Linked DNA regions of Homo sapiens: region 2 is linked to region 1. Evidence: chromatin loops called from intact Hi-C (ENCODE). Cell type or tissue: chondrocyte. All regions are shown on one strand. Links, peaks and the distances in the headings refer to the core of each region. The heading gives the core; the rest is flanking DNA.

The links. Hi-C counts contacts between places; a loop is a spot of excess contacts. Peaks named below come from ENCODE experiments on the same cell type or tissue, not always from the same donor. Only the 100,000 strongest peaks of a DNase experiment are listed, where the experiment ranks them.
Region 2: it touches region 1 in a loop (4-fold over the local background); 6 of 110 quality-filtered maps call a loop at or near these places.

The regions. Positions count from the first base shown.
Region 1 is chr3:50,186,686-50,201,697 of GRCh38, forward strand. It overlaps GNAT1 (G protein subunit alpha transducin 1), which reads left to right and starts at 4,925. Exons shown (of 9, transcript NM_144499.3): 1 at 4,925-5,146; 2 at 6,448-6,490; 3 at 6,580-6,721; 4 at 6,821-6,978; 5 at 7,068-7,196; 6 at 7,407-7,536; 7 at 7,816-7,969; 8 at 8,080-8,271; 9 at 8,583-11,011. The coding sequence starts at 5,041. The coding sequence ends at 8,270. SEMA3F (semaphorin 3F) reads left to right here. Exons shown (of 19, transcript NM_004186.5): 18 at 1-61; 19 at 1,020-2,390. The coding sequence ends at 1,430. RefSeq lists enhancers at 6,681-7,197, 7,198-7,714, 7,667-7,726, 7,715-8,230, 8,283-8,814 and a silencer at 8,037-8,096. In chondrocyte, for the core only: CTCF peaks have their summits at 2,798 (motif pointing left), 6,082 (motif pointing right), 6,306, 8,006 (motif pointing right) and 1 weaker place; a DNase peak (open chromatin) is centred at 7,027.
Region 2 is chr3:50,543,098-50,558,109 of GRCh38, forward strand. C3orf18 (chromosome 3 open reading frame 18) reads right to left here. Exons shown (of 6, transcript NM_016210.5): 6 at 14,928-15,012. Among named protein-coding and RNA genes, the nearest start is that of C3orf18, 17 kb to the right of the region's middle. RefSeq lists enhancers at 4,392-5,301, 6,374-7,312. In chondrocyte, for the core only: CTCF peaks have their summits at 7,181 (motif pointing left), 7,387 and 8,743 (motif pointing right); no DNase peak of the experiment used is centred there.

The DNA.
Region 1 (15,012 bases), core at 2,674-10,673:
CTCGCCCCAAGCCACTGTTAAGTGGCTGTTCCAGCGAGATCCTGGTGACCGGCGCCGAGAGGTGAGTTCCTGCGCCCGGTGCTGCACCGTGGATGTGAGTCCTTGCACAGTGGTGAAATGTAGTAGAGGAGTGATCTGGAGCAACTCTCATGCTGTGAAACCCCTTCCAAGCTCCCTTCCCTACATGCAAATCCTTTGAGTGAAAACAGTTACATGGAAACTCCCTGGGATTGGCCTCATTCTATGGAAAGTGTTTCTGGGTATGCCTGTTCACATGAAAATTCCATATGCATACCACATTGGGGGTGTACCTTCTACAAAAACATCATGTGAGTGAGCTCCAGTATGTGGAAATTCTATGGGGCCCTCATTTTATGAAAATGCCCTACAGGTGTCCCTGTTTATGTGGAAATTCTATGTGGTTATCCCAATTGGATATTCTCGTTAAATGGAAATTCTGGCTGGACGTGGTGGCTCACACCTGTAACCCCAACACTTTGGGAAGCCAAGACAGGCAAATTGCTTGAGGTCAGGGGTTCGAGACCAGCCTGGGCAACATGGTGAAACCCTCTCTCTACCAAAAATACAAAAATTAGCTGGGCATAGTCATGCATGTGGTCCCAGCTACTTGGGAGGCTAAGGTGGGAGGATGGCTTGAGCCTGGGAGGCAGAGGTTGCAGTAAACCGAGATCATTCAACTGCATTCTAGCCTAGGCGACAGAGCCAGACCTTGTCTCAAAAAAAAAAAAAAAAAAAAAAAAGGAATTCTGTGTGTGCTTCAAATTTTCCTCATTGTACAGAACCTCCTTATGGTCATCACTCCTGAAATGGAAATCTGTACAGATGCCTTATTCAAATATCTCTCATTATGTAGAAACTTCATGTGGTTTTTCTGGCATATGGAAATCCCACATGGGTGCCTCTACACGGAATGGCCACAAAGGTGGTCTGATCTGGTTGCTGGCTAGGGCCATAGGGTGGTCACAGAGCCTCTGAACCCCCTCTCCTTGCCCCTGCAGATTCGTGCAGAGGACCGCTTCCTGCGCACAGAGCAGGGCTTGTTGCTCCGTGCACTGCAGCTCAGCGATCGTGGCCTCTACTCCTGCACAGCCACTGAGAACAACTTTAAGCACGTCGTCACACGAGTGCAGCTGCATGTACTGGGCCGGGACGCCGTCCATGCTGCCCTCTTCCCACCACTGTCCATGAGCGCCCCGCCACCCCCAGGCGCAGGCCCCCCAACGCCTCCTTACCAGGAGTTAGCCCAGCTGCTGGCCCAGCCAGAAGTGGGCCTCATCCACCAGTACTGCCAGGGTTACTGGCGCCATGTGCCCCCCAGCCCCAGGGAGGCTCCAGGGGCACCCCGGTCTCCTGAGCCCCAGGACCAGAAAAAGCCCCGGAACCGCCGGCACCACCCTCCGGACACATGAGGCCAGCTGCCTGTGCCTGCCATGGGCCAGCCTAGCCCTTGTCCCTTTTAATATAAAAGATATATATATATATATATATATATAAAATATCTATATTCTATACACACCCTGCCCCTGCAAAGACAGTATTTATTGGTGGGTTGAATATAGCCTGCCTCAGTGGCAGCATCCTCCAAAACTTAGACCCATGCTGGTCAGAGACGGCAGAAAACAGAGCCTGCCTAACCAGGCCCAGCCAGTTGGTGGGGCCAGGCCAGGACCACACAGTCCCCAGACTCAGCTGGAAGTCTACCTGCTGGACAGCCTCCGCCAAGATCTACAGGACAAAGGGAGGGAGCAAGCCCTACTCGGATGGGGCACGGACTGTCCACCTTTTCTGATGTGTGTTGTCAGCCTGTGCTGTGGCATAGACATGGATGCGAGGACCACTTTGGAGACTGGGGTGGCCTCAAGAGCACACAGAGAAGGGAAGAAGGGGCCATCACAGGATGCCAGCCCCTGCCTGGGTTGGGGGCACTCAGCCACGACCAGCCCCTTCCTGGGTATTTATTCTCTATTTATTGGGGATAGGAGAAGAGGCATCCTGCCTGGGTGGGACAGCCTCTTCAGCCCCTTCTCCCCTCCCCGCCTGGCCAGGGCAGGGCCACCCCACTCTACCTCCTTAGCTTTCCCTGTGCCACTTTGACTCAGAGGCTGGGAGCATAGCAGAGGGGCCAGGCCCAGGCAGAGCTGACGGGAGGCCCCAGCTCTGAGGGGAGGGGGTCCGTGGTAGAGGCCTGGGGCCGGTAGAGGCTCCCCAGGGCTCCCTTATGTCCACCACTTCAGGGGATGGGTGTGGATGTAATTAGCTCTGGGGGGCAGTTGGGTAGATGGGTGGGGGCTCCTGGTGGCCTTCTGCTGCCCAGGCCACAGCCGCCTTTGGGTTCCATCTTGCTAATAAACACTGGCTCTGGGACTAGACTTTGGCTTCTCTCCTTGGTCAGGGGATTTAGAGCCACACGTGGTGGGCCTGGGGAGCCAGGTGGGGGGCTGGGAAGGGAGTAGATTGGCTCCATTTAAAGAAACCCAACATGTAGAAACCACATTTAGTTTGACAAACCTGGGCTGCTGCACCACCCCAAACACTTGGGTAGTGCGAAGGGCTGTAGAGACCCCTCAGGGCCCACTCACTCCTCAGGGTCAGGGAGGGTGGGTGGAGCCTGAAGGCTGAAAGTGGCAGAAATGCAACGGCCTCACTCCTGGACAGATCCCCATCATCCAACAGGGTGGGTGTAGAAGCTGCCAGCCTGTGGTAGGAGCCAGCATTCACTTCCCACGCATACTATTTAGAGACAGCCGTTAGTGCTCAGTGTCTGGTGCCCCGGCACCCCCTTGTGGTCTCTTGAGTCTGTGGCAGAGTTGAGTGCTGAAAGGCAGCCAGGTTCCAGGGAAGAGTCCAGCCAGGAGGCTCAGGGTGCCTGGAGGAGCCTTTGAGAGCCCAAGATTTGGGTTTTCCTATGGAAGTTGAGGGTGGGAAGTCTCTAGAACCTGGGAGCTCAACCTGAACAATTTCTGCCCGGCAGTGAGCCCTGCACCTGAACAGAGCACCAGACCCCCTAAGCTGAGGCAGGCAGGCCCTGGAGATAATCTTAGGCAGGCCTCAGAGCACCCACAGCAGACAGAGCAGGAGCAGGATAGGTGAGCCCCATTCCTCCATACCCCAGGGAACACTACACCTGCTCTGGGATGCAATTTCTCCACCTGGCAACAGGCCTGCAAAACATTCTCTGGAAGAGCCTGGCCACTTCTGCAGATTAGAGACTTTGTTGCACCCAAATTCAAGTGTACATATAGGCACAGGCGCCTGCAAGCATGCATGCACACACACAGTCATACACAGGCAGAGATGGACATGCACAGGCACACATATGCTCAGGTACAAACAGGCATGTTTACACCCCTGCGTATAAGCAAGTGCACACATGCAAACCTACACAAACTGCAAAACACACAAGCCTATGTGTGCATGAAGAGAATACACAAAGCATATTCACACATGCATACACATGTGTATACATGTGCACACATACATAAGCATGCGCACAGGCACGTGATTCCTATAAGAGCACATGCACTCACAAAGGCATAAACATGCAGGCACACATGTACACACAGGTATTCATGCACAAATGTGTCAAGTTATTGCTCGCTTGGTGCCAGCAAAAGACACACCCATGGCCGGGCGAGGTGGCTCACACCTGAATCCCAGCACTTTGGGAGGCCGAGGTGGGTGGATCACAAGGTCAGGAGATCGAGACCATCCTGACCAACATGGTGAAACCCCGTCTCTACTAAAAATACACAAAAAATTAGCTGGGTATGGTGGCACATGCCCGTAATCCCAGCTACTTGGGAGGCTGAGGTGGGAGAAGCTTAAACCAGGGAGTTGAAGGTTGCAGTGAGCCAAGATCGTGTCACAGCACTCAAGCCTGGCAACAGAGTGAAACTCTGTCTCAAAAAAAAAAAAAAAAAAAAAAAAAAAAGGCCAGGCACGGTGGCTCATGCCTGTAATCCCAGCACTTTGGGAGGCCGAGGCGGGCAGATCACGAGGTCAGGAGACTGAGACCATCCTGGCTAACACGGTGAAACCCTGTCTTTACTAAAATACAAAAAAAGTAGCCCGACGTAGTGGCGGGCACCTGTTGTCCCAGCTACTCAGGAGGCTGAGGCAGGAGAATGGCGTGAACCTGGGAGGTGGAGCTTGCAGTGAGCTGAGATTGCGCCACTGCACTCCAGCCTGAGCAACAGAGCGAGACTCCATCTCAGAAAAAAAAAAAAAAAAGACACATACACCGAGGCACACAGAGCAGATATGCATGCCCACCACAGTCCGCTGGAAGCAGAGGACCTCCTTGGGGCAGCTCCAGCCTGTGATATGGGATGAATGCAATGCCCACTGTTTCCCTCTCTCTGGATTCCCTGCAGGTCATAAAATCCCAGTCCAGAGTCACCAGCCCTTCTTAACCACTTCCTACTGTGTGACCCTTTCAGCCTTTACTTCCTCATCAGTAAAATGAGGCTGATGATATGGGCATCCATACTCCAGGGCCAGTGTGAGCTTACAACAAGATAAGGAGTGGTGCTGAGCCTGGTGCCGGGCAGGCAGCAGGCATGTTTCTCCCAATTATGCCCTCTCACTGCCAGCCCCACCTCCATTGTCCTCACCCCCAGGGCTCAAGGTTCTGCCTTCCCCTTTCTCAGCCCTGACCCTACTGAACATGTCTCCCCACTCCCAGGCAGTGCCAGGGCCTCTCCTGGAGGGTTGCGGGGACAGAAGGACAGCCGGAGTGCAGAGTCAGCGGTTGAGGGATTGGGGCTATGCCAGCCCGATTAGAAGGGTTGGGGGGGCTGAGCTGGATTCACCTGTCCTTGTCTCTGATTGGCTCTTGGACACCCCTAGCCCCCAAATCCCACTAAGCAGCCCCACCAGGGATTGCACAGGTCCGTAGAGAGCCAGTTGATTGCAGGTCCTCCTGGGGCCAGAAGGGTGCCTGGGAGGCCAGGTTCTGGGGATCCCCTCCATCCAGAAGAACCACCTGCTCACTCTGTCCCTTCGCCTGCTGCTGGGACCATGGGGGCTGGGGCCAGTGCTGAGGAGAAGCACTCCAGGGAGCTGGAAAAGAAGCTGAAAGAGGACGCTGAGAAGGATGCTCGAACCGTGAAGCTGCTGCTTCTGGGTAGGGGTGTGGGCCCAGGTGGGGCCACTGCCACCAGGTCATTGGTCTGGAGGCAGGCAGGCAGCCCTTCTGTGAAGCAAGGATTCCCTGGGAAGCAGTATGAGCCTGTGACAGAGTAGGGCACAGGGTGGGAGCCCTGGCCAAGCAAGGCCAGGCCTGACAGGTGGTGTCCTAGTCCCCCAGGGCTGGACATCCCACAAAGCCCCTCTCCAGACGGCTCTGCCTCAGGTGACCCACCCTCCCCAGAAGTGCGTGCCAACCACACTCTTGCACGGGTGTGTGATGCCGACTTTTCCGTGGCTGGGTTCCCGCAAGCTTCATGCAGCCTTTGGTTTGATACGCCTGCTAGGCAATGCTCAGAAGCCAGGAGCCTCACTGGGAGCCCGTTATTGGGCTGCTACTTTGGGAAGGGGATGGCCATAGTCCTCCTGGGAGTGGGGAGCCTCTAGGACCACCCAGATCCACAACGAATGGCCCTCAGGTGCCAGAGGGCTGTGGCTGATAGACCTACAAAGCAGCCAGAGGGGCTGGCGGGTACTGAGGCCCAGTGGGAGTAGATAAAGCCGCGTCCACTGGACCATGGGCACTGAGGAGAGATGGGGCTGATCCAGGCCTGCCTCAAGGTCACTGCCTGACCTCTCAAGGGGAAAAAGCAGCTTCAAGAGGGGCTCCACCCAAGCTCCCCAGGGTCTGGTCAACCAGCTGGAGGTGGGTGAGGGACCAAGCCAGTCCCACTTTCCCCCAAGGCAGAGAGGCTAAGCCGGAAATCTCATTAACTGTGCCCAACGCCCTCGCAGGGGCAAGCTCAGAAAGGATGTCAACTCTGCCCTCCCTCCTACCCAAAAGAGCTAATTCCCTCTGAGCCTCCTGGAGACACCTGCACCCCTTCAGGTGAAATGCAAGGGGTTTACCCGCCTCAAATAACCCAGTGCTTGCGGTACCAGAGGCTCCCACGAGGTGGCGATGACGCTCCGGGATTTCTTCATTGCAGTCTCACAGCATAATAAAGGCTGCCTGTGCCGGGGTCTTGGGGACTCCCCTGTCCCAGAACAGTTGAGGTCGTTGAGTCCCCTCGTTGGCTTCCTTTCTTCACTTTCCTGGCATTTGCAAACCTTGTGACTTCAGGATGTCAGGACTTAATTTGGATGGGGGGGTAGGTGTGGCTACGGGGTCGGGGCTGGCGCTCAGGCCTCTTCGCTGCGGGTCCACCCTGCCAACTCGGGAGGTCCCCGTCCTCCTGGCCTCCTTGCTGGAGGGGGCAGGCTGGTCAGCGCAGCTCTGAGGCGCCGCGTCTCTTTCAGGTGCCGGTGAGTCCGGGAAGAGCACCATCGTCAAGCAGATGAAGTGAGTGCCCCTGCCTGTCCCGAGGCCCCTGGGTCTGGGTCCTTCCCCACTTCCCCACGAGGCGCTGATTCTGCTCTCCTCGGCCTCAGGATTATCCACCAGGACGGGTACTCGCTGGAAGAGTGCCTCGAGTTTATCGCCATCATCTACGGCAACACGTTGCAGTCCATCCTGGCCATCGTACGCGCCATGACCACACTCAACATCCAGTACGGAGACTCTGCACGCCAGGTGTGCCAGGAGGCGGGCTGAGCGGGCCTCTGGGGACTCGAGGCTCGCGGCTGGGCCCGAGTCCCTGGCCGCCACCAGCCACTCTCACCCTGCCCCCAGGACGACGCCCGGAAGCTGATGCACATGGCAGACACTATCGAGGAGGGCACGATGCCCAAGGAGATGTCGGACATCATCCAGCGGCTGTGGAAGGACTCCGGTATCCAGGCCTGTTTTGAGCGCGCCTCGGAGTACCAGCTCAACGACTCGGCGGGCTAGTGAGCGCGCGGGCAGCGCGGGGCGCGGGGCGCGGGGCGCAGGGGGCCCTCCACGCCTCCCCACCCACCTACGGCCGGGTCTCGCGCAGCTACCTCTCCGACCTGGAGCGCCTGGTAACCCCGGGCTACGTGCCCACCGAGCAGGACGTGCTGCGCTCGCGAGTCAAGACCACTGGCATCATCGAGACGCAGTTCTCCTTCAAGGATCTCAACTTCCGGTACGACCCATACGCTAGCCCAGGAGGTCACTGCCCCAGGCCCCGTCCTGCCCCGGGGACCCCATCCCTGCGATAGACCCTGCCCCTTCCCTGATACCCCGCCAGCAGAAAGGGTGGTAGTCCCGGCCGAGAGCTCCCCGACCAGCACAGGGCGAAGGGATGTTGCCTGTGGGGCCCGGGGCGCAGGTTCAGGCCCCCGCGGCCCCGCAGGATGTTCGATGTGGGCGGGCAGCGCTCGGAGCGCAAGAAGTGGATCCACTGCTTCGAGGGCGTGACCTGCATCATCTTCATCGCGGCGCTGAGCGCCTACGACATGGTGCTAGTGGAGGACGACGAAGTGGTGCGTGCCAGGCAGGGCCTGTGTTCCAGGGGGGCGAGGAGGAGCTGCTGGTCCCTGGAGGCGGAGACCGCGCGCTGGGCTGGGGGAGGGCACGGGAGGGGATGCCTGTCCCGGGCGGCCTGAGGAGGCCCGGAGGCGTTCAGCAGGCCCATCTGGGGCAGTGCGGGGAGCCCTCTGAGAGCCAGCTGAGCGGGAAGCCCCGCGTGCCCGGGAGCCCAGAGAGCAGGTGCTGCGGGTCGGACGCTACCCCGGGTGCCCAACAGCTGCTGCCCTCCTCAGAACCGCATGCACGAGAGCCTGCACCTGTTCAACAGCATCTGCAACCACCGCTACTTCGCCACGACGTCCATCGTGCTCTTCCTTAACAAGAAGGACGTCTTCTTCGAGAAGATCAAGAAGGCGCACCTCAGCATCTGTTTCCCGGACTACGATGGTGAGAAGTCCGCAAGGCCGCCAGGCGGCGCCCCCGCCCCACGATCGCGGCGCGCACCCCCCGCACGGGGAAGGAAGGGCTGAGCAGAGTGAGAGCTCCCGCCCCCGCAGGACCCAACACCTACGAGGACGCCGGCAACTACATCAAGGTGCAGTTCCTCGAGCTCAACATGCGGCGCGACGTGAAGGAGATCTATTCCCACATGACGTGCGCCACCGACACGCAGAACGTCAAATTTGTCTTCGACGCTGTCACCGACATCATCATCAAGGAGAACCTCAAAGACTGTGGCCTCTTCTGAGGTAGGTCGCTGCCCTCTCCAGGCTCTTGCCTCAATACCCCAGCCCCGTCCAGCTCCCCACCCCACACCACGGCCCTGGAGCCTCACCCCCAAATCCTGGAGCCTACTGCCTCCAGGCCCCACCCCAGCTCCTCAGGCTCCACCCCACCGACAGAGGCCCCGCCCCACCCCACAAGTCCCACCCATTGAATTTCTTTTGGCCCCGCCCCAAGACCTCAGGTGTCACAGCTTCCAGGGCCGCCCCACCACACACAATGCCTAAACCCATTTATTTTGGGTCTCAGGGATGCTGACTGGGTTTCCTTTTCACAGGTGCCTGAATTCATGCGTGTCAGTCACCCTGAGACCTGGTAGCCCTAGCTGCCTTGCAGCCCCAAACCCCAGGACCCTATCAGCCCCCTGGGACTCCCTGGCCCCAACCTGCCACCTCACCAAAGCTCTGAGCCCTGCTAGCCTTGAGGCGCGGACCCTCCCCCATACCTCCCACAGTATCCCAGCGCCTCATGCCCCCAACCCCAAGCCCTGCCCTTCACCGCCCGGCTGCACTGGCCTCTAGGACTCACAGCAGCCAGCCCCAGCTAGGAACGGGCAGGACTTGGGGCAGCTGAAGCTCACGGTGACTCAGCAGTGCCCAACTGACCAATCTCCCGCAGCTCTCCTGCCCCTGGGGGCCCACGACTCACCTGGTGGGCCTGGGCTCAGCAAACAGCCCTCCCTCCCAGTATTTCATCAAGGACAGGGAATATCCCTCCCACACACAGGCCAGCTGCTCACCCTGCCACCTCCATGTGACAAGTTTGACACCTGTCTACCCAGAGCCAGTGACTGTCCCTCCCAGCAGCCTCCAAAGGGTCCAAAGTCCAAGCTAGCTCTGGCCTGTGTGGCCCCCACATAAATAAATTAGTGGGGAGGGGGCAGACCTGGGGGCCCTTGGGTGCCAGAGTGAGACACAGCAGGACCCTTCCCCAAATACTAGGCTCAGAGCAACCTCCAGCCTTCTCCAGCAGGATCTGCTCCCTGTGTCCTTGGACAGCAGATCCACACACCACTTCCCCACCCACACACAGTACCCTGGGCTGGTTGGACAACAGGATGGTGTGTTAAGGGGTTAAGGGAGGGTACTGTTGACACCAGCTATGGCCAATAGCTGGGCTGTCCTGAGGGGTGGCTGGGGACAGAGTCCAGCTCCCTTGGATCAGCCCAGAGGATTCAGGATAGGACAAAGGCCCTGGCTGTGCCCAAAAGGGTCTACCTCAGGTGGGGTTACAAGCAAACCTGGGTGACCCTCTTGTCCCTACCAGCAGCTTCTCTTGCCCCTTCCATTCAGGGTTCCCTGGCAGGGGAAGCTGAGAGCCATGGCTGAACTATCAGGGACAAAGGCCCATGTCCCCACATCCCTGCTCCCTCCTTCCTCATCCAGCACCAAATCTTTGCTTATGTCCACAGGCCAGGGCCTGTGCTGCAGTCGGGGACAAGGAGCTTCCGTCTGGCAAGGCCGGGGCACAATTTGCACTCCCCTCAGCTAGACGCACAGACTCAGCAATAAACCTTTGCATCAGGCTCCAGCTGTCCTTTCTTGGTGGAGGACTTAATTATCACAAGTCATGGGCATTTATTAAGTGCCCAGTGCTGGGTTGGGCATGAAGTGGGAAGATGGCCCCTCCCAGGAAGAAGTACCTGGCCTGACAAGGTGGGGCACTCTTGGGGGTATGGGACCAACTCATGGCTTTTCACGGGAGTTGAGGAGAGAGGAGCTGTGGAAAATATTCACTGGGACAGTCTTGGATCAAGAGGGAGTTTTGAGGTGGAGGCTCATTCTGGCAGGGACCGTAGTGTCTACCAGCCCCAGAAACATGGGCTTATGGCCACAGGAGTTCAGTGGAGCAAGAGCAGGGGAGGAGAGACGTGGACAGGTGCCCAAAGCCAGTCGGAGGGCCTGGGCTTTCTCAGAAGGTGATGGAGAGTCTTGGAAGCCCTCGAGGCAGGAACATAATTGCAGGGCTGGGATTAGGGTGAGGGAAGTGAGGCACACTCACCTTGGGTGCAACATTTAAGGCGATGCCAAAAAATTTAGTAACCAAGGTAAATAATATTAGGATAATATTTTTAAAAATCAAATGAATGCAAAACCCCACAATGAATGAAATATCAAAATCCAACAGAGGATCAAACAGAGGCATGCTAAGATATATTGGGGCTTGAAGCAAAGGGAAAACTATTTGTTGCTATATGTTTGTAGGGATTTTTTGCCAGTTTTAAAAATACATGTATCATAAAGTTTACTATCTCAGCCACTTGCCGGTGTATAGTTTGGTGGTGTTAAGTACATTCATAATGTTGTACAACCACCGCAACTGTTCATCTCCAGAACTCCTTTCCTCTTGTAAAACTGTAACTCTGTACCCATGAAAAAATAACCCCCCATTCCTGCCTTCCCCCGGCTCCTGGCATCCACCATTCTACTTTCCATCTCTATGAATGTGACTGCTCTAAGTGCCTCAGATGTGTGGGTCCATGAAGTCTTTGTCTTTTTGCAACTGGCTTATTTCACTTAGCATCATGTCTTCAAGGTTTATTCATGTGTAGCATATGGCAGAATCTCCTTCCTTTTTAAGGTTGAATAATATTCCATTGTATATATTCCACACTTTGTTTATTTATTCATCTATTGATGAATGGTTACATCTGCCTTTTGGCTATTGTGAATAATGCTGCTATGAACATGGGTGTACAAATCTCTCTCCCAGCCTCTGTTTTTTATTATTTTGGGTGTATACCCAGAAATGGAACTGGCAAATCATATGGTGAATCTTTTTTTTTTTTTTTTTTTTTTGAGACAGAGTCTCTCTCTGTCGCCAGCCTGGAGTGCAGCGGCACAATTTCGGCTCCCTGCAACCTCCGCCTCCCAGGTTCAAGCAATTATCCTGCCTCAGTCTCCTGAGTAGCTGGGACTACAGGCACACGCCACCATGCCCAACTAATTTTTGTGTTTTTAGTAGAGACGGGGTTTCACCATGTTGTCCAGGATGGTCTCGATCTATCTCTTGATCTCAGGTGATCTGCCCACCTCGGCCTCCCAGAGTGCTGGGATTACAGGCGTGAGCCACTGCAACCGGCCTCATATGGTGAATCTATTTTTATTTTATTTATTTATTTATTTATTTATTTTGAGACGAAGTTTTGCTCTTGTTGCCCAGGCTGGAGTGGCAATGGCATGATCTCGGCTCACTGCAACCTCCTCCTTCCATGTTCAAGTGATTCTGCCTCAGCCTCCCAAGCAGCTAGGATTACAGGCATGTGCCACCACACCTGGCTAATTTTGTATTTTTAGTAGAGATGGGGTTTCACCATGTTGGTCAGGCTGGTCTCGAACTCCCAACCTCAGGTGATCCGCCTGCCTTGGTCTCCCAAAGTGCTGGGATTACAGGCGTGAGCCACTGCACCTGACCCCTTTTTTTGAAATGAAGTCTCACTCGGTCGCCCAGGCTGGAGTGCAGTGGCACGATCTCAGCTCACTGCAATCTCTGCCTCCCGGGTTCAAGTGATTCTCCTGCCTCAGTCTCCCAAGAAGCTGGGAGTATAGGCACCCACCACCATGCCTGGCTAATTTTTGTATTTAGTAGAGATGGGGTTTCACCATGTTGGCCAGGCTGGTCTTGAATTCCTGACCTCAAGTGATCTGCCCACCTCGGCCTCCCGAAGTGCTGGGATTACAGGTGTGAACCACTGCGCTCAGCCTACTTTTAATATTTTGAGGAACAGTTTTCCACAGCAGCTGTACCATTTTACATTCCCACCAACAGTGCACAGGTGGTCCCCCTTCCTCTACATATTTGTGAACTCTTGTTATTTTCTGGGTTTTGTTTTGTTTGAGATGGGGTCTCGCTCTGTTGCCCAGGCTGGAGTGCAGTGGCACAATCTCGGCTCTGCAACCTCTGCCTCCTGGGTTCAAGCAATTCTCCTGTCTCAGCCTCCCGAATAGCTAGGACTACAGCTGCATGCCAGCATGCCCGGCTAATTTTTTTTTTTTTTTTTTTGAGACGGAGTTTCATTCTTGTTGCCCAGGCTGGAGTGCAATGGTGTGATCTCAGCTCACTGCAACCTCCACCTCCTGGGTTCAAGCCATTCCCCTGCCTCAGCCTCCCAAGTAGCTGGGATTACAGGAATGCACCACCACATCTGGCTAATTTTGTATTTTTGGTAGAGACGGGGTTTCTCCATGTTGGTCAGGCTGGTCTCAAACTCCCGACCTCAAGTGATCCGCCCGCCTCGGTCTCCCAAAGTGCTGGGATTACAGGCATGAGCCACCGCACCTGACCTATTTTTCTTTTTTAATAGTAGTATCTCTTGGTAGTTTTGATTTGCATTTTCCTACTGCTTAGTGATGTTGAGAATCTTTTCCTGTGCTTATTGGCCATCTGTATATCTTCTTTGGAGAAATGCCTGTCCAAGTCCTTTGCCCATTTTTGAATTGAGTTATTTTAATGTTGTTGTTGAGTCTTAGAAGTTCTCTATATATTCTGGAGAATAATTCCTTATCAGAGATAGGATTTGCAAATTTTTTTCCCACTCCGTGGGTTGCCTTTTAAACTCATTTTATGTATTTTTAATGGTTAATTTTTTTCCAGAACATTAAATAGTTGAAAAAACTTGTAAAAGTAGGTATGTTAAAACTCACATTATTTTAAGCTTGAATATTTTATTTATAACTTAAACAGAATTTTTTTTTTTTGAGATGGAGTTTCACTCTTGTTGGCCAGGCTGGAGTGCAATGGCGTGATCTTGGCGCACAGCAACTTCTGCCTCCTGGGTTCAAGCGATTCTCCTGCCTCAGCCTCCTGAGTAGCTGGGATTACAGGCATGCACCACCACGCCCGGCTAATTTTGTAGTTTTAGTAGAGACCGGTTTTTTTCATGTTAGTCAGGCTAGTCTTGAACTCCCGACCTCAGGTGATCTGCCCGCCTCACCTCCCAAAGTGCTGAGATTGCAGGTGTGAGCCACTGTGCCCGGCCAGAATTTCTTATAATTCTATTTTCCTGGGTTTAATGGAGACAAAAATAACCAATACCATTTTCAAAATCTGCTTCTTGAAAAAATAATTATTAAAAGTTTTCATTAAGGCTGGACGTGGTGGCTCATGGCTGTAATCCCAGCACTTTGGGAGGCAGAGGGGGAAGAATCACCTGAGGTCTCGAGACCAGCCTGGCCAACATGGTGAAACACCATCTCTACTGAAAACACAAAAATTAGCTGGGCGTGGTGGCACATGCCTGTAGTCCCAGCTACTAGGGAGGCTGAGGCAGGAGAATTGCTGGAGCCAGGAGGCAGAGGTTGCAGTGAGATTGTGCCACTGCACTCCAGCCTGGGCGACAGAGGGAGACTGTCTAAAATATATATATATATATTTGGCCAGGTGCGGTGGCTCACGCCTGTAATCCCAGCACTTTGGGAGGCCAAGGCGGGCGGATCACGAGGTCAGGAGATCAAGACCATCCTGGCTAACACAGTGAAACCCCGTCTCTACTAAAAATACAAAAAATTAGCCAGGCGTGGTGGCGGGTGCCTGTGGTCCCAGCTACTTGGGAGGCTGAGGCAGGAGAATGGCGTGAACCCGGGAGGCGGAGCTTGCAGTGAGCCAAGATCGTGCCACTGCACTCCAGCCTGGGCGACAGAACAAGACTCCGTCTCAAAAAAAAAAAAAAAAGAAAAGAAAAAAGAAAAAAAGAAAAGAAAAAAGAAAGAAAAAAAAAGAAAAAATATATATATATTTTTTTCATTAAAACATGTATATAGGGGCACATATTTTTCCTGGAACCAGTGTGAGTGTGGAGGAGGAGAGGAGTGTGGCTCGGGTCCCCATGAGGCATAGGTTATGTCTCCGTTATCTGACAAAACCAAGGGCTACAAGGCAAGGGGCTCAGTGACAGGGGTTGGGGTCTGAGCGGTTGACCAAGCACAGGCAACGCCCCCACTAAGCCAGTATTGTGGAGGGGTGTTGGATGGGCTGAATTTGCAGGACCTGTAGTGCTTGGGGGAGATGTCCAGGAGGCCGACTGATACTCAGTGCTGGGCAGAAAGCTAAGTGTAGGCATCATCCTCAATGTCCAGGTGGTGGGGAGCTGTGAGCCTGTCGGAGGCTGGAAAGGGGAGCATGAGGGCACCCAGGCCTGAGCACAGGAAGAACACTGGTTGGGGTTGGGAGTCCAGTGCACATGTGGGCAGTGATATTGGTGCTGCTCAGAAGCCTGGGCATGGGGGCGATCTAGCCAGTGGTGCAAGACCCCTGCTGGGTGCTGTTGGCCTGGCTGAGCCAGGGCTGTTCATCTCTACTAAGGACCTGCTCCCCAAACAGTTTGCTAGAGTGAGGTGGGATGCGGGCAGTGACAGAAGGAGGTAGTGGGCATGGGATAGGAGGCCCTGAGGAGCTGGAAGTGTTAGGCTTGAGAGGGAGGAAGCTGTCAGGAGAGGTGACTTAGTGGGGTCTTCTGCACAGCCACCTTGTCTTGGCAGAAAGGTAAGGCGCTCCCCGGCATTCCTGGGCAAGGGACAGAAGAGCCCCAGCAACATGCAGGGGCTGGACCCTGCCCTCCAGGGGGTCCCGCCCCACATATGCTTCTGACCCTGGGGTCTGGGATTCAGGGTCGGTACTCCTGGATCCTGTGAGTTGGGGACGCTGCCTGGCCTCAAACTGCCCTGTCCATGGCCAGCAAGTGTGGAGGGGCCCTGAGTCTCCCAGCCTGA
Region 2 (15,012 bases), core at 2,896-10,895, 360 kb after region 1:
CAGGACCTGGATTGAGTCCCATGAGGCTCTCCTCCACACCCCATTGTCACCTACTTGTGTCATAATACACCACCCCTAGTTCCAGAGCAGGGGCAGGGGTGGGGGGAAGAGGGGAGGCTTGCTCAGGAACCCCCAGCAGAGGGCCCTCAGGAAGGAATATAGTTCCTTTCTACACCTCAAGCTCAAGATTATGGCATGGGGCCAGGCACGGTGGCTCACACCTGTAATCCCAACACTTTGGGAGACCAAGGCAGGTGGGTTGCTTAAGCCTACGGGTTGGAGACCAGCCCGGGAAACATGACAAGACCCCATCTCTCCAAATAAATTTTTTAAATATTAGCCAGGCACGGTGTTGCATGCCTGTAGCTCCAGCTGCTCAGGAGGCTGAGGTGGGAGTATCGCTTGAGCAGGGGAGGTCAAAGCTGTAGTAAGCCGAGATTGCGCCACCGCACTCCAACCTGGGGTGATAAAGTGAAACCCTGTCTAAAAAAAAAAAAAGAAAAGAAAAAAAAAGATTATGTCAAAGTCACAAAGTCTACTGAAGGAATTGTGATGTGGCAGGCAAAGTTAAAATTGGGTACAAAAATGGACTGCTCCTGGAATCCAAGGGAAAAGTCAAGTGCAGTTCCTCCCATGGACCTTTACCTCCTTTTCCTCAACCTCCAGGAGGTAAATCCCACCCAGCTCACCCTGTCCTACTGGGGATGGTGTCCTGACAAAGTTTGCCCCTTTCCACCCACCAGGCAACAGGATGTGCTATTTCCCCTGTCATACACTTCCTAAAGTCTCAACAACTCAGTCAAGCATAACCTCTGGGAAAATATGGTGTTGAAATCACTGGATGATAATCTGGGGGTGGAAATCCACTTGGACCCCTACCTCACACCTTAAAACAAAAACCAGTTCTAGCTGGATCAAAGGTAGGGGGACTAAAGAATGAAGAAAAAATCTCTAGGCAAAAACAAAGGTTTGATTTGGTCTAGCCTTTTCTAAATATAACAAAAAACACAAAAGCCGTAAGAGAAAACATGGATACACCTGACTCCACAAAAACCAAACATTTCTACACGGAAAAAAGTAATAGCCAGGCGCGGTGGCTCACACTTGTAATCCTAGCACTTTAGGAGGCCGAGGCGGGTGGAACACAAGATCAGGAGTTCGAGACCAGCCTGGCCAACACAGTGAAACCCCATCTCTACTAAAAATACAAAAATTAGCTGGGTGTGGTGGCGAGTGCTTGTAATCCCAGCTACTCGGGAGGCTGAAGCAAGAGAATCGCTTGAACCTGGGAAGCAGAGGTTGCAGTGAGCCGAGATCATGCCATTGCACTCCAGCATAGGCAACAGAGCTAGATTCCATCTCAAAATAAATAAATAAATAAAAGTTTAAAGACAAACAACAAGTTAAGGAAAAAAATGCAAATTTCATAATATATAAAGGGTCCTTATAAATTGATAAGGAGAGGACCAAGAATCCCATTGAGAAATGGGGCAAACAAGATGAACATACAGTTCACACAAAAGGAAATCCAAAAGTCTCAACCACTGAACCCATGCTTACCCTCATTTCTTTAAGAGAGATGCAAATTATATAGGCAAAGCCATGAAAGATTGATGCACTTGCTGGTGACCATGGGGAAAATCAGAAACTTAGAGTTGCTCATTGGAATGTAATCTGTGCAGCCTTCATGAAAGCAATTTGGCAATATCTATCAAAATTAAAAATGCATAGACTATTTGACCTAGCACTGCCCACTTCTAGGAATTTATTTTACAAACTGACACGCATGTGAAATTATGCCCAAGGTGTTCACTGCATGATGTTTCTAAGAGTAATCGATTGGAAACAGCCTACTCCAGGAAGCCTGGCTGAGTGGATAGGGAGCTTCCTCACCATATATACTCTGCAATTACTGGAACCAATAAGGGGGAGGCAGAGCCACACGTAGGGCCATAAGGACAAGGTATAGTATATGTATTGGATGGTGACCTCATGTTTTTTAAAAGGAAGAAGGGTAAGTGTTCCCAAACACTGCCAATGTCCCCAAGGCCTCTTGGCCCCATCTCCCAGGAAGCTGAGCTGCACAGGTGGCATTCGTCTGGCTCTGCCCTCTGGCGTCCAGTTGGATCTGGACAATGGAGTCCCCCAGGAGTTTAGCAGGCAGGATGGGGAGGTTGTGTTTATTCCCTTGGCCCTTTCCAGTCCACCCTTCACTTGATTTTTCTGACCCAGAGATCTGGTCACATCTCTCCCTGTTCAAAACACTCTGTGGCTCCCCATTGTCCTCTGGATGGAGGTCAGGAGGTCAGATCCTCACCACTGCTTTTTTTTTTTTTTTTTTTTTTTTGAGGCAGAGTCTCGCTCTGTCACCCAGGCTGGAGTGCAGTGGCGTGATCTTGGCTTACTGCAACCTCTGCCTCCCAGGTTCAAGCTATACTTATGCCTCAGCCTCTCGAGTAGCTGCGACCACAGGCATGTGCCACCACGCCCTGCTAATTTTTTCATATTTTTAGTAGAGATAGGGTTTCACCATGTTGGCGAGGCTGGTCTCGAACTCCTGACCTTAAGTGATCTGCCCACCTCGGCCTCCCAAAGTGCTGGGATTACAGGCGTGAACTGCTGTGCCTGGTCCCCACCACTGCTTTTGAGGGTCTGCTTCTGTTGGCCACCCATCCTGTAGACTCCCTAACCTTTCCCAGGTTCCTGGTCTCAGCCCAGTTCCCACCATCTGCAACCCTCCTCCTGCCCCCTTTGAGGGGACAGTCTCAAAGGACCTCCTTGTCCTCCCCTGGCTGCTGTGCTCCTGCCCTCAGTGTCAGCCCCTAGTGTGGTGCCTGTCCTGAGACTGGGCTCTACCAGGGTGCTGAAAGCAGGAAGCCCATCCCCCACCCCACCCAGGTGCTCCTGGAATGCAGAGGTTGGCTAAATGCACAGAGGTTCTCCAGGGCTCTTGGCCCTGAAGCCCTCCGGGTTTGTGCTGTGTTGCACAGCCCAGCTCTGGCCCTTCCAGACTTTGGGAAGAAGGTGCCCTGCTTGACTCACCTCTGGGAGGCTGGACCAAAAGAATCAGGGAGGACCCAGGACACTGGCTCCTGGCCCACCAGGACGCAAGGCTCAGGGCACTGGCAGGAACAGCTGTTGGTCGAGGCAGGGTAGGGAGGGGACTGTATGTAATCAGTAAGAAACCATGTTTTTAAAAAATAACTCTGCTGTCAGTAGTGGTGAAACAATATAATAAATATGAGAAATAAATCTCGTTACCATGTAATGAGCTGCCTTATTAATGTGTTAAACTTGTAAGAAATGCTTAAGTGTTTAATTGGCAACTAATGAGGGTGCCAATTAGGGATCATTATACATTTCTTTAAAACTCCTAATTGGCAGGGGGGCATTTCAATCAATGCCATAGGGCTGACTCCACGGGGACCCCGTCCCGGCAGTGCATCTGGTGGTTGTACCTGTAGGGCTACACATCTGGTGGCTAGCCCCATTGGAGACCACAACAAGGCCAGGGCCACCTGGGTTGGACCCGGCCGCAAACCCCACTGGGCACCAGGACTCAGTTTCTCCTCTGCCACTAAATCCTGCTGTCGATCAAAGCCCGCCTGAAATGGTGCCTGTCAGGAGGCTGCACAGTCCGTCTCACCAGATGGAAGGACTTGACCTGTTCCAAGGCATCAGGAGGCTGTGAACTCACTTAGGACCAGGACGGTGGTTCTCCACCAGTGCCCAGCTCCCCCAGGAGCCTGGAGGAAAAGTCACCAGGGGGCTGAGCGAAGGCTGAGCTGGGGCTGGGGCCACAGTGTGGGTAGTGAGTTCCTGCAGCTAGAGACAGGCTGAGAAACAATGCTAAGGTGCATCCTGGGGCACCCTTGGGGCCTCCCCAGAGGCAGGACCTGGGTCTCTATCTCAGCTAAATCCTGGGCTCCTTTGCATGCAGCCCCTGGCCCAAGGCTGCTTCAGGGCCAGGCAATGGGACTCAGAGTGGACCGCCTCTCCTGCCTCCAGGGCTCAACCCCATTTCCCAGGGAAAGTCAAGCCAAGTAGATCTCTATTCCAGGCCTGGCTGGCAGAAAGGGAGCATCCTAAGCAGCAGAAGCATGATTAATTACCAAATTAATTGCCAAATTAATCACCTGGGTAATTGCCAGAGAGCTGGAAAGATGGCAGGGAGGCAAGGCCCAGCCAGGGGCAGGGTGGGAAGTAATCCTGGCACAGGCATGGGCAGAGAGCGCAGAGGCAGGAGACTGGCTGCTGTCTGAGCAGATGGCCTGGGCACGATGGGAGGCAGCAGGTTGAGGACCTTGGAGGCCAGACTGGGGCATTCCATAGTTCAGAAGAAGCCTTGCAGGCCCGAGTAGGAGGATAGAAGGGCATTGGCAAATAGGGTGTGTCTGGGAGCTCGGTAGGGGTGGGTGGGAGGCCCAGGAAAATCTGGCCAGGTGGTACTTATGTCATGCCTATGAGTCTTGTGGGGAGGAGAGCGACTAGCCTTGGGGGCTGGGGGCTGGGAGAAGACCCTGGTTTGTGGCCTGGGGACTAGGAAGGCAGTGAGCATTCCTGAGCCAGACAGAGAACTGGTTGGGGAAAGGAGCCAGCCTATCCCCTGCAGCCTGTGGACCCCCAGCCCTCCTAGGCCCTGAGCCCTTCTGTGGCTCTTGTATTAGGAGTGATTGGGGAAGCGGCCAAGTAGCCTCAGCCACCCACCAGTTTTCAGGAATTTTCAGGACCCAGAGGGCTCACCCCATCCTCCCTGGTGGAAAAATACTCCATGACCTTGTGGCCCAAGGCTGCTGCTTAGAGCCAGGTCAGAGGGTTCTCTGGCCCCACAGCTCAGGCCCTGTCCCATCCTTCTCACCTGCCCCAGCTGCCCCTACTCACCTCTCCCAGGCTGGATCCGAGTCTGGGCTGTGTCTTCAGGAGGCTCCAGGTCAAGCCAGGTGTAGAGCAGGGGATTGCCCCATGACCCTGCCCCCACCTGGCAGTGGGGGACTTGGTGAGGGCACATGCACTGCTAGGTAGAGGCAACTTTAGCACTTGGGGCCACTCTAAGGTTTAGACCTTCCAGACCGTGGAGCCGGGAAGTATAATCTAGAACTGGGTGGCCCTGCAGACCCTGTGGACCTCAGGGCTGCTCGAGGGCTGAGCCTGTGTGTGGCTCAGAGGCCCCACCCCTGCAAAAGCTCTGTTCCCCGTGGGCCACCTTTCAGACCTTTAGCGTGTCATTTACTAAGCAAATATTTACCTAGTGTTCCTACGTGTCAGGCACTGTTCTAGACCCTCTACAAATACGGACTATTTTATTTTATTTTATTTTATTTTTATTTTTAGAGACAGGGTCTTTAAAGTGGAGAATGTGACCCGGGCTGGCCTTGACCTCCCGTGGTCAAGCAATCCTCCCACCTCAGCCTCCTTAATAGCTGGGACTACAGGCACATGCCACCATGTCTGGCTAATTAAAAAAAGGTTTGTTTGTTTGTTTGTTTGTTTGTTTGTAGAGATGGGGGTCTTACCGTGTTGCCCAGGCTGGTCTCAAACCTAGGGCTTGAACTCTTTTTATACTTTTTTTCCCATATCTTGGTACTCACTGGCATTGAACTCTTAATTCTATCAAGTAGGAGGACCTGCCCCATTTTACAGATGAAGAAACTGAGGCAAGAGGTTCAGGGACTTGCCTGGAGTTGCATGGTGGCTGAGCTGGGATTCAGATAAGCTCATTCATGTAGCAAGGGGCACTCAGAAGAATGCAGTTGCCCCAGGGCCCTTGGACAGGGGTGTCTGGGACACCTGGCACCAGGACCCATGGTATTATAGGAGGCAGAGCTGACTCGCCATGAGGCATGCCTCCTCTGGAAGCCCAAAGACATGTGGGGCCAGTCGCAGCTCCTCCCTGGAGTCCAGCCGCCTGCTGCACTGGATCACCGGGATCCCTGCTGCACTGGATCACCAGGAGTCCTGGTTCAGGAGCGGCTTGTTTCCTGCTGTCTGCCTTGCTGGAGATGATATATGCGGAAGAGGTGGTACATCTCCTACCCTCCCTCCCAGTCACAGCCAGGTTGCTGGAGGTGGCAAATGTCCCCATCTCACTTGTTCATGTTGGGGGATGCAGGAGCCAAAAGGAGGGGGCCCTTGGTGACACACTCAGGAACCCACCATGAGGGATGCAGAGGTAACCCAGGCCTGTTCAAGCCTGCTGTAGGAGTTCAACAGAGCTGGGTGCAAATCCTGTGTGACCTAGGACAAGTCACTCAGCCTTACTGAGACTCTGAGTCAGGTGGGGTGGCTGACGGAGCTCATGAGAGCTCTGTGGGGAGGAGCTGGGGGAGAGAGGTTGGCGTCTGGGAGCGGCTTTCTGCACAATGCCTTGGGTGGGCAGGGAAGGGAGCCAGGATTTGAAGTAAGAATGAGACAGGCATTTACAGTGGAGGTCTCAGGGAAGGCAAATGTGTGCAGTGAGAAAAGCCTGGGAGGGAATGATCAGATGACTCTGAGAGCCTGGGCCCTGACCACTGAGGGGCATGCCCCAACCTCACCCTCCCTAACCTCCGGCTAGCTAACCCTGCCAGTGGCCCAGTCCTGACAGCACTTATGGGACAGTAGCAGGTTGGCTCTCCCCCTGCTATGGAAGCTGTGTGGTGAGGCCTAGGGGCCTGACCCCTGTGTCATCCTCAGTGCTTACGACAGGCCCCTTCTGTCCCCCAGCTGCCCACAGGGCTGCTGCATCAAGTGGTAAGGCCTTGGGGTTCAGTCTTTATCCCATGCTGGTGGAGGCTGTCCAAATCCCAGGGCAGGGCCCACAGTTTAGATGCACTGAGCCCAGATAGGTGGGCCCTGATGAGAAGAACCACCCTCCATAATACAAATACAAATAGCTGCACACTTTCACTGATGGCTCTCCATGTGCTTTTAATATATTAATTCATTTAATTCCCATGAGGCAAGAACCACTTATTCAATTCTCCATTTGATAAATAGCCCTGAGCACCCACTATGTGGCAGGCTCAGGATACAGTGGTGACCAGACAGTGTCCCTGACCCAACTCCAGTCCAGACCTGCTTCTGGCAGGGAGGAAGCAAACAGCTCCAATGCAGCAGCCTCCCAGACCCCAGGCCCCTAAAAAAAGCCTCAAGGCCAAATTTCAGGCAAGCCCCTGCTTACTCCCACCTAATAATCTGGGTCTGCACCGCCACCTGGTGTTCACACTCAGAATGGCCCCAAACAGTGTGCCCTTGCCTCCTCCACCAAGGAAACTTGCACCCACCCCACCCACCCAGGTTTGGGATGGTCACCATTTGGGCGATGGGAACGGGCCTCCTGGGCCCCTTTGGAGGGTGTGGAGGCGGGTGCGGTCTCTCTGGGGGAGTCATTCAGCAGCACCTGTTGTCCCAGTGGCTCTTACAGAGCAGCGTCCAACAGATCCACTCCCCACCCAACACCATCGTCTGCAACAAGGGCCCCAGCAGAGCAGGCAGGATGAGTATCGCACATCGTGCTGGCCCAGCACCATGCGGGCGCTCCATGCCCGCAGGACTCACCTGGTGAGGTCACCATCTTAGTGTCCTGGCTGTGGGGAAGTTCACGTCCTTCACCCCTTGCCCCCTGCCCAGCCTGAAACATCCACTGCCACCTTTTATCAAACCCAGCACAAGGCCCAGCAGATGAAAGCCTTGCCTCGCCCCCAGGCAGCGGTGTCAGCTCCTCTGGAGTCCCCTGTCCTCAGCTGCCTCTCTGGTCACTTCCTCCTGAGGGTGCTGTCGTTGCTGTCAATGCTGCCATCCTGGCTCTCCTGCTGGTGGGTCTCTTCCAAGTCCAGAACCGACTGGGTGCCCCTCAGCACCAAAGCCCAGCAGAGGGCCTGCTGTAGAAGAGCTAGGAATGTGTGAAGAGAATAAATGAGTGGTGTCAGGAGAAGCCAGCTCTGTCTTCAGAGAATATTCTTTCCTTCTTTGGGGGTGTGAACTCAGGTTCACCCACCTGGGACCAAATTCAGGCCCTGCCTTGTGCTCAGCAACCCTACTGCCCTGTGCCTCAGTTTCCCCGTCTGTAATGTGGGAGCACAAGGGGTGCCCACTCTGTGGGTTGCTGGGGAATTAAATGGGCTCGGATTCTGTCTGTGAGTGCCCCAGGAGGTCCACACGCCCACAGACTCTGGGCCTGACTCATCTGCAGGGATTTATAGCAGGAATCTTCCTGCCTCCTTCACCTGGAGTTTCAGAGTGTCATTTTTATTGACCCATTATCGAGCCGCTGAGAAATCCCTTAAATCTCTCATAATCTGGTGTTCTCAGGCTCCTCTGGGTAAAGAGCTTCCTGATGAGCTTCAGCTGGGGCAGGGTTTGGCCCACACTCTCATTCCTTGGACCTCTGGGGCCTCCAGCCTGCTAGCAGGGTGCGGGAGGAGGGTAGGGGTTTAATATCAGCCTGCTGGGCCTCAGCTGGGGAGGGGCCTGAGATTCCGGTGAGTGAGGTATCCAGGGCATGAGACTTAAGGAAGCACACACATTAACGTTGGTGAAAGTGCAGTGTCAGTACCCGAAAGTGAGTGGCTCCTTAAATTTTGAAGCCTAGGCCCTTCATTCACTTGGCCTAGTCCTGTCCCTGCCAGTTGATCCCCACATCAGGGCCTGCAGTCTGGGGGCTGCTCTCCATGCCACATGTGGGAGAGGCCGAGTGCAGAGAAGAGATCTGAGGATGGGACCACAGAACCCCTGGGCCACCAGACAGGTGACCTGCCTGAGGGTGGCAGTGCCTGGAACTGCAAGCAGGTGGCAGAACAGGTTGGCATGGAAGGCTGGCGTGTAGATTGGGGAGTGAATTGGATAGTGCCTGCTGGGTGCCCTGTCAGGCCCCTGCACCCCCAGTCTCTGAGGCTTATCTGAAGCTCCTTTCTAGAATGGTGTGGGAGAAGGGCCAGGTTCCTGGCTCTGAGTCTGATGCCCTCAGTCTCTGGGTGCTGGGTCTCCTCCCCTGCAATAGGGGTGATCGTATACCCTCCCAGGGGCTACTGAGAATAAAGTGAGATGGTGCCAGATGGCGCCAATCAAGGGTAACTTATTAGGACCAGATTCTGGCCCTCGAGGTAGCCCAAGGTCCACTACCAAGGCCTTTCTGGCAGCTCTCCGGAGTTGTTGGCTGGAGCCCCTGGAAGTGCATGTATGGAATTGTTATACATGCCTGGCAGCGCTCCTGGCTGGGGATACAGGGGCCTGTGTGCAAAGCCACCTTACAGGGCTCTCAGTCCAGCACACAAGAGATGTCCTGGGTGAGGTAGATAGAATTGGACTGAACTCTCAAACCAGCCTCCATCCCACTAGCATCCAGAAAGGTGCCATGGGAAACCATAGCCAGGAAGAAACCTCAAGGTGGGCAGTACACCAAGAGGGAGCTCTAGGGTCCCAGGATCAGCCAAAAGGTGGTCAGGATGAGGCTTCCTGGGGTGAGGGGCTCTGCTGCTCTTTGAGGAGCCCAGGTTTGGGGAGTCCCATTTGCCAAGTGCCTCGCCCTCCCCACCTGGACCAAGGTTAGCGGTCCTATCTCTTTGACAGGGATCTCCATGAGCAAGACCACTTAGTCAGAAAATGGCCTGGAGGATTGTGAAATTGGCGACATTCCTGGGTGCCAGCTATGTGCAGGGAGCCGGCCCTGTGCTCAGGTTCTCCCCGAGCTCTGCCCTTGTGACCTGCCATCCCTGCCTCGCGGCTGCACGGCCCTGGGCCAGTCTCACTGCTTCTCTGAGCCCCGCTGTGCTTTCTCTGTAAGAGGGGGCTAATGTTTGTCACAGGGATTAAATGAGATGATGGGAGGGGGTACACAGCAGGCAGTAGGTACTGTGCGGTGGGGTAGGAGTAGAGATCCCCATGGACAGCCCCTCTCAGGGTACCAGGCTCAAGACAGGCATAGGCTCAAGTCCAAGTGGGGACTAGGGACTCAGACAGGGCTTAGACCAGCCCAGGCACTTGCCTTCTTTTAGAGTAAAGAGAGAACATTGGCCAGGACAAAATTCAAAGAGAAGGTGAAGATGAAGGGGCCAAGGCTGAGGAGCCTGAGGGATCAGGGAGAGCCACAGGTGAGGGACATCCCGGGGAAAGTCCCCATGAGGGTAGCCTGAAGCCAGGGGCTTTGTGTGTTCTCCGTGCCTTCCCTGCCGATGGCTCTGGCACAGGGGACAGCCCCCCACTTGCCTTGGCTTCCAGCAATGGTGTACCCCAGGTAGAAGGGTGCACCAGGTCCCTGCCCTGCCAGCCCCTCCAGCTGGACTGCAGGCTTTACCCAAGCTCCAGCCACTGGCTGAACTGTGTCTTCTTCTGTCACTAGGACAGATGGGCAGAGGTGGTGCCCAGGAGCATCAGGCAGCCCTCCTTCTCATACCCACGACCCCCTGCCCTCTCCAAAATCAAAGATGTGAGGTCCGCAAGGAGACTTCATCCAAATCCCCCTCCAAGGACCCCTCCTGAGAGACAATCCTTGCCCTCCACTTTAGACCTGGGAGACTTCGGGGCCTGGGAAGCAGTTATATTTGGTGTGGCTGGAGAAGCTCTGAATCGTTGTCTTTTTCCCAGGTTGTCTCTCCAAGATTCCCAGTGAAGGGGAAGCACCTAGTGACTCTGAGCCTTGTTGGAGCTTGGCCAGGCTGAAGGTGGGCCCAGATGACAGCCCCTAACCCCTTCCCGTCTCCACCTAGGCCTTCCCTTTTTAAACCCTATCCAAGCAATTCCTGCCTCCCACCTCCCCGTGCCTGGGCAGAAAAAGGGGCAGGATTGCTTTGCCCATTTTACAAATGAGTCAATGGAGGGCCAGGGGAGGGAACAGATCCTCCCTCCTGGTTTGGTCAGTTCATGCCAAATTCAGGACTGGGGCCTGAACCTTGAGACTGCCGAGGAACAACCCCCTCACCCCCATTTCTTGCTCCCTCTATGGCCCAGGACCTGCTCTTTCTCAAGCTTCCACCCCAACTCCCCTCCCCATTGCTCTGCCTGCTCACCCAGGCTGGAACCATGGGGCCATCTTCTTCTGCAGCCCCCAAACTCCTCAGGCAGGGCAAGCCTGAAGTTGGTACCAAGAACTGTGGTAAGGGGCCAAGTGGCTGCCAACCTCACTTTTTCCCTTGGTGTTGTGGGAAGAGCAGATAGCATGGGGCTCCAAAGCCCCACACAGTGAGGCAATCATGGACACTTCATTCAGCCCCTCTGACCACCCAGTTCCTCATGGGTAAACGGGGCTGGGCAGCTCTTGCAGGTCTGGCCCACTGGGGCCGTCCAGCAGCTCAGGCCTGGTGGCTTCTAACTGGTGACCTGCCCTCTTAACACCCCTTGGTGGGACTGGCTTTTATGTTATTGGGTTCCCCAGGCTGGGAATGAGGGGCTGCTCTGCTGGGCCACGAGCTGAACCCAGCGAAGGGAAGCTGGTGTTGCTGCCACAGGAGGATCAGCCAGGAGTGTGGCACCTCCTGGATGCTGCTGTGCCTGCTGGGAGAGAAAGCAGCACTCCACTGGGTTTCTTGGGAAACCCCACGGGTAGAGAATGTTTCTCACTGGGTTCTGTTGTTCTGTTCCACTGCTAGACAGCCTGTGCCACATCTGTCACAGCGACGGCCACACCCACAGAATGGGCAGCAGAGGCTGCAACATCCTGGCCTGCAACCCAGGTCCTGGTGAGTCAGGCAGAAAGTGAAGGTGGCTGGTGCCTGCTCCTCTGCCTCCTCCAGGCAGGCCTCCCTGAATGCAACTCTTGGAGATTGGGAGCAACTCAGTCAGCAGACTTTCTCTGACCCAGCAGACTTGGCTCTCAAGGGCAGCAAGCCCTCATTCACCTCCAAGCTCACGGTTGAGCGTACAGAAACTGCTTGATTCCTCCTGTGGACTCGGCATGAGGGAGACACCAGGGAGGCCCCTGTGTGATTTTTCACTTTGCTTTCAAGTTAAATGGTGTGATGGGCTACCTGAGATTTTGCTCAAAATGTGAACATCTGGCTCAGGCTGTGATCGACTGATCAGAGCTGACCTGGACTACTGAAGGCCTTGGTATCCCCTGGGTGAGGCCAGGGAGGGGGCCCCCTGGCCTCAGAGTAAAGACTCTCTAGACCTCCCTCCCCTGTCTGCAGATTTGAGTTCAGGGTAACATCTCCAGACAGAAACCTTGGCCCCAGGCTCCCAGAGGATCACCTTCCCAGCAGAACCCTGAGAGAGAGGGGGATCCTTGAAAGCTGAGGGCAGACCTGAGAAGCAGGTCCTCCTCCTCCGCCCAGCAGAAGGTCTCTTTGACACAGACTGCTTTCCCCAGGCCAGGGGCTGGGAAAAGGAAACCCCCTTCCCAGATGGGTCTCAGCTCCGCCCCCCTCTCTGCTTCCCGGACAGACCCTCTCCTGGGCTGAAGGCTGTAGCCCTAGAGTTTTCTCTGGGATGGGGGAGGGGACACCCACTTCTTGTTCCTCCCTGTATGCCTGCTGCCCTTCCCTTAGCTCCCTTGGGTTGGGGGAGAGGGGCAGGGAGTTGTTCCTGGGGAGCAATGACACCTGCCCTGATCTTCCACTTGCAGGACCAAAGCACCTAGGGTGAGGGGGGCAGGGACTGCTGCCAAGGAGCTCTGATGGCTGAGGGGAGGTGAGAGAAGGTGCCACAGGCAGACCCAGGCCCAGGTGGGATGGCATCCTAGTCCCACCCCACCTAAGGGGTCTCCATGCTCTCCCCCTCCCTTCCTCCTTTCCCTGCAGCTGATGTCTACATACTTCTTGTTCTTTTCTCAGCAACTCTGGCCTTTTAGAGTGTCCCCTGGTTGACTAAGGCCCCCTGTCCTGAGCCCTCAGAGGACAAGGTGTGTGGGGATGTCAAAACAGCATCTCCTAGGGTTCCCCCAGATATCATTGACCATGGCTCTCCACACTGAGGCCTGCTGAGGGGTGCAGCTGGGCAGGATGGGGTGGGGTGTCTGCCCTCAGCCTATAAAATCCCTAGGCACACCCTGCCCCCACCCCACCTTCTTTTTCCTACAGATGTAGATATAGAGATATATAGACCTAAACAATGTGTGTTATGTGTGTACACACACATACACACACATCTTTTTTCCTATTTGATATCTGTCTCCTCCATCTAAAATGGAAATGCAGAGTCTAGGTTGGTTCACCCTCAGGACCGTGGTGCCAGGCTCATGATAGACGCTTAGCAATGTTTCTGGAAGGAATCCACAGCAAGGTCAAGCTGCTCTACTGGAGTTTCTGGGCCCTCCCCCGCAAGAACTTTCCTTTACATTCTGTAGGCGTCCCCAGTGTCTGCCTGGAGCCAGGCAATGGGATTATTTCATTCACTTTGGCTCGAAGGTGACATTTCTCTTTATTAAACAAGAAGATGGCCTCTGAAGGCGCCGAGCCGCATCCACCCAGATACCACCTACCGCAAACTGCCCAGCTTCTGAGCCCAAGCCCTGGTTGCTACTCCCAAGGAAGGGTTTTACTTATGGAAGTGTGTGTGTGTGTGTGTGTGTGTGTGTGTGTGTGTGTGTGTGTGTGTGTGTGTGTGTGTGTGTTGTCGGGCAGGGGGCATTTCTCAAAGGGCTCCATTTAATAGTCAATTCCAGGAGTAGTGAGGCAGGCAGGTGACTCCATCTCATTCCACTGCCTGGCTGAGGGTGGTGACCACACCAGCCTCAAGGCCTCAAGGAGGACACACCAACCAGAACCTTTCACCCCAATATTTATTGACCCCACACTCTGGAAGACCTGGGAACTTGCTGGGAACTTGGTTTTCCTGCAGGACTGGGAATAAGAGCTAGAGGGCAGAAGGTGGGTGGAAGGGGGAGAAGGTGCCTGTGAGGGCACAAGAGGTGTGAACATGTGCCCTGGCACCCACAGAGACAGCTGCCCTGTGCACATCGTCTAGCCAAGCCCACCCCGCAGGAGAGGGGCATGGGGCAGGCAGCAGGAGCGGATGGGCACTGGGGTTCTCCTGGAGCCCCCATCCAGGTCCTGGTCCCTGGGAGCCAGCCTTATTCCACAGGCCCCTTTTCTTCAGGATCCCCCAGACGCTGGATCTTCTGAAGCTCCCACATCCCTGGGCTGAAGGCCCACCCAACAGGGTGGGAGGACACAGCCCACCACCGCCTTTCCTCTCACTCCATGCCCCTCCAGATCCTGCCAATCTGCTGAGGGGAGGAGACCTCTTCCAAAGATCAAGGCCATCACTGACAGGCTGAGCTGTGACCCCAGTGTCGTTGGCTCATGGGCACGTGGCCCTCCCCTCACCTAAGGCCCTGTCCCCCAGCCCCTTCCTCTAGCTCAGCCCTCCATCGTGGAACTGGGGGAGTGGGGGCTCGCCCGCCCCTTATTTCCATGACGCTGGCCTGAAGGCTCAGCTCTCTGGGGAGAGCCTAGATGTCACTTAGAGTCCTGGTTTTGTGGGACTTTCAGGGCTAAAACTGGAATAGTCCTGGGAAAACCAGGATGGCTGGTCACCCTAGTGTCATTCTCCCCCAAACCCTTCTGAACCCTGCGGGTGGATTCCACACAGATGACCCTAATGGCTTCCCACCCCCCACCCTTCCCCTGCACCCCTGTGCTCCAGAAAAAGCCACACTATTTTGCTTCCTTTCATGTTTCAGACCCAGCTCCTTTGGGTCCCGAGGTGCCATACCCCCGTCGGGGCCCTTGGGGCTCAAGCCCCCTTCCTCCTCCGGTCTCACAAGGTCCTGTCCAGTTGACCTTTCCACCCTAGGGGGTGACAGGCCTTGGGACCCCAATCCACAGTTGGGAAATGAAGCCCCAGGGCAACCTCGAAGTCAGGGCCAGAGGCATTTCCTCAGACGGCTCAAGAGAAACCTGGGGTGCCACCTCATAGCTGTGATCCAAGCAACTATCCCCAGGCCCCCCACAGCCCCTCACCCATCCTGCCCCTCCTAGGGTTCCACACCCCAAGCGTCACAGGCTCACACACTCTCCATGTAAACATCTTCATTACATCTTTAATGCTCTCACGTGGAGCTGCTCTGGGTTAAATTACAGCTGTATGCATCCTGAATTC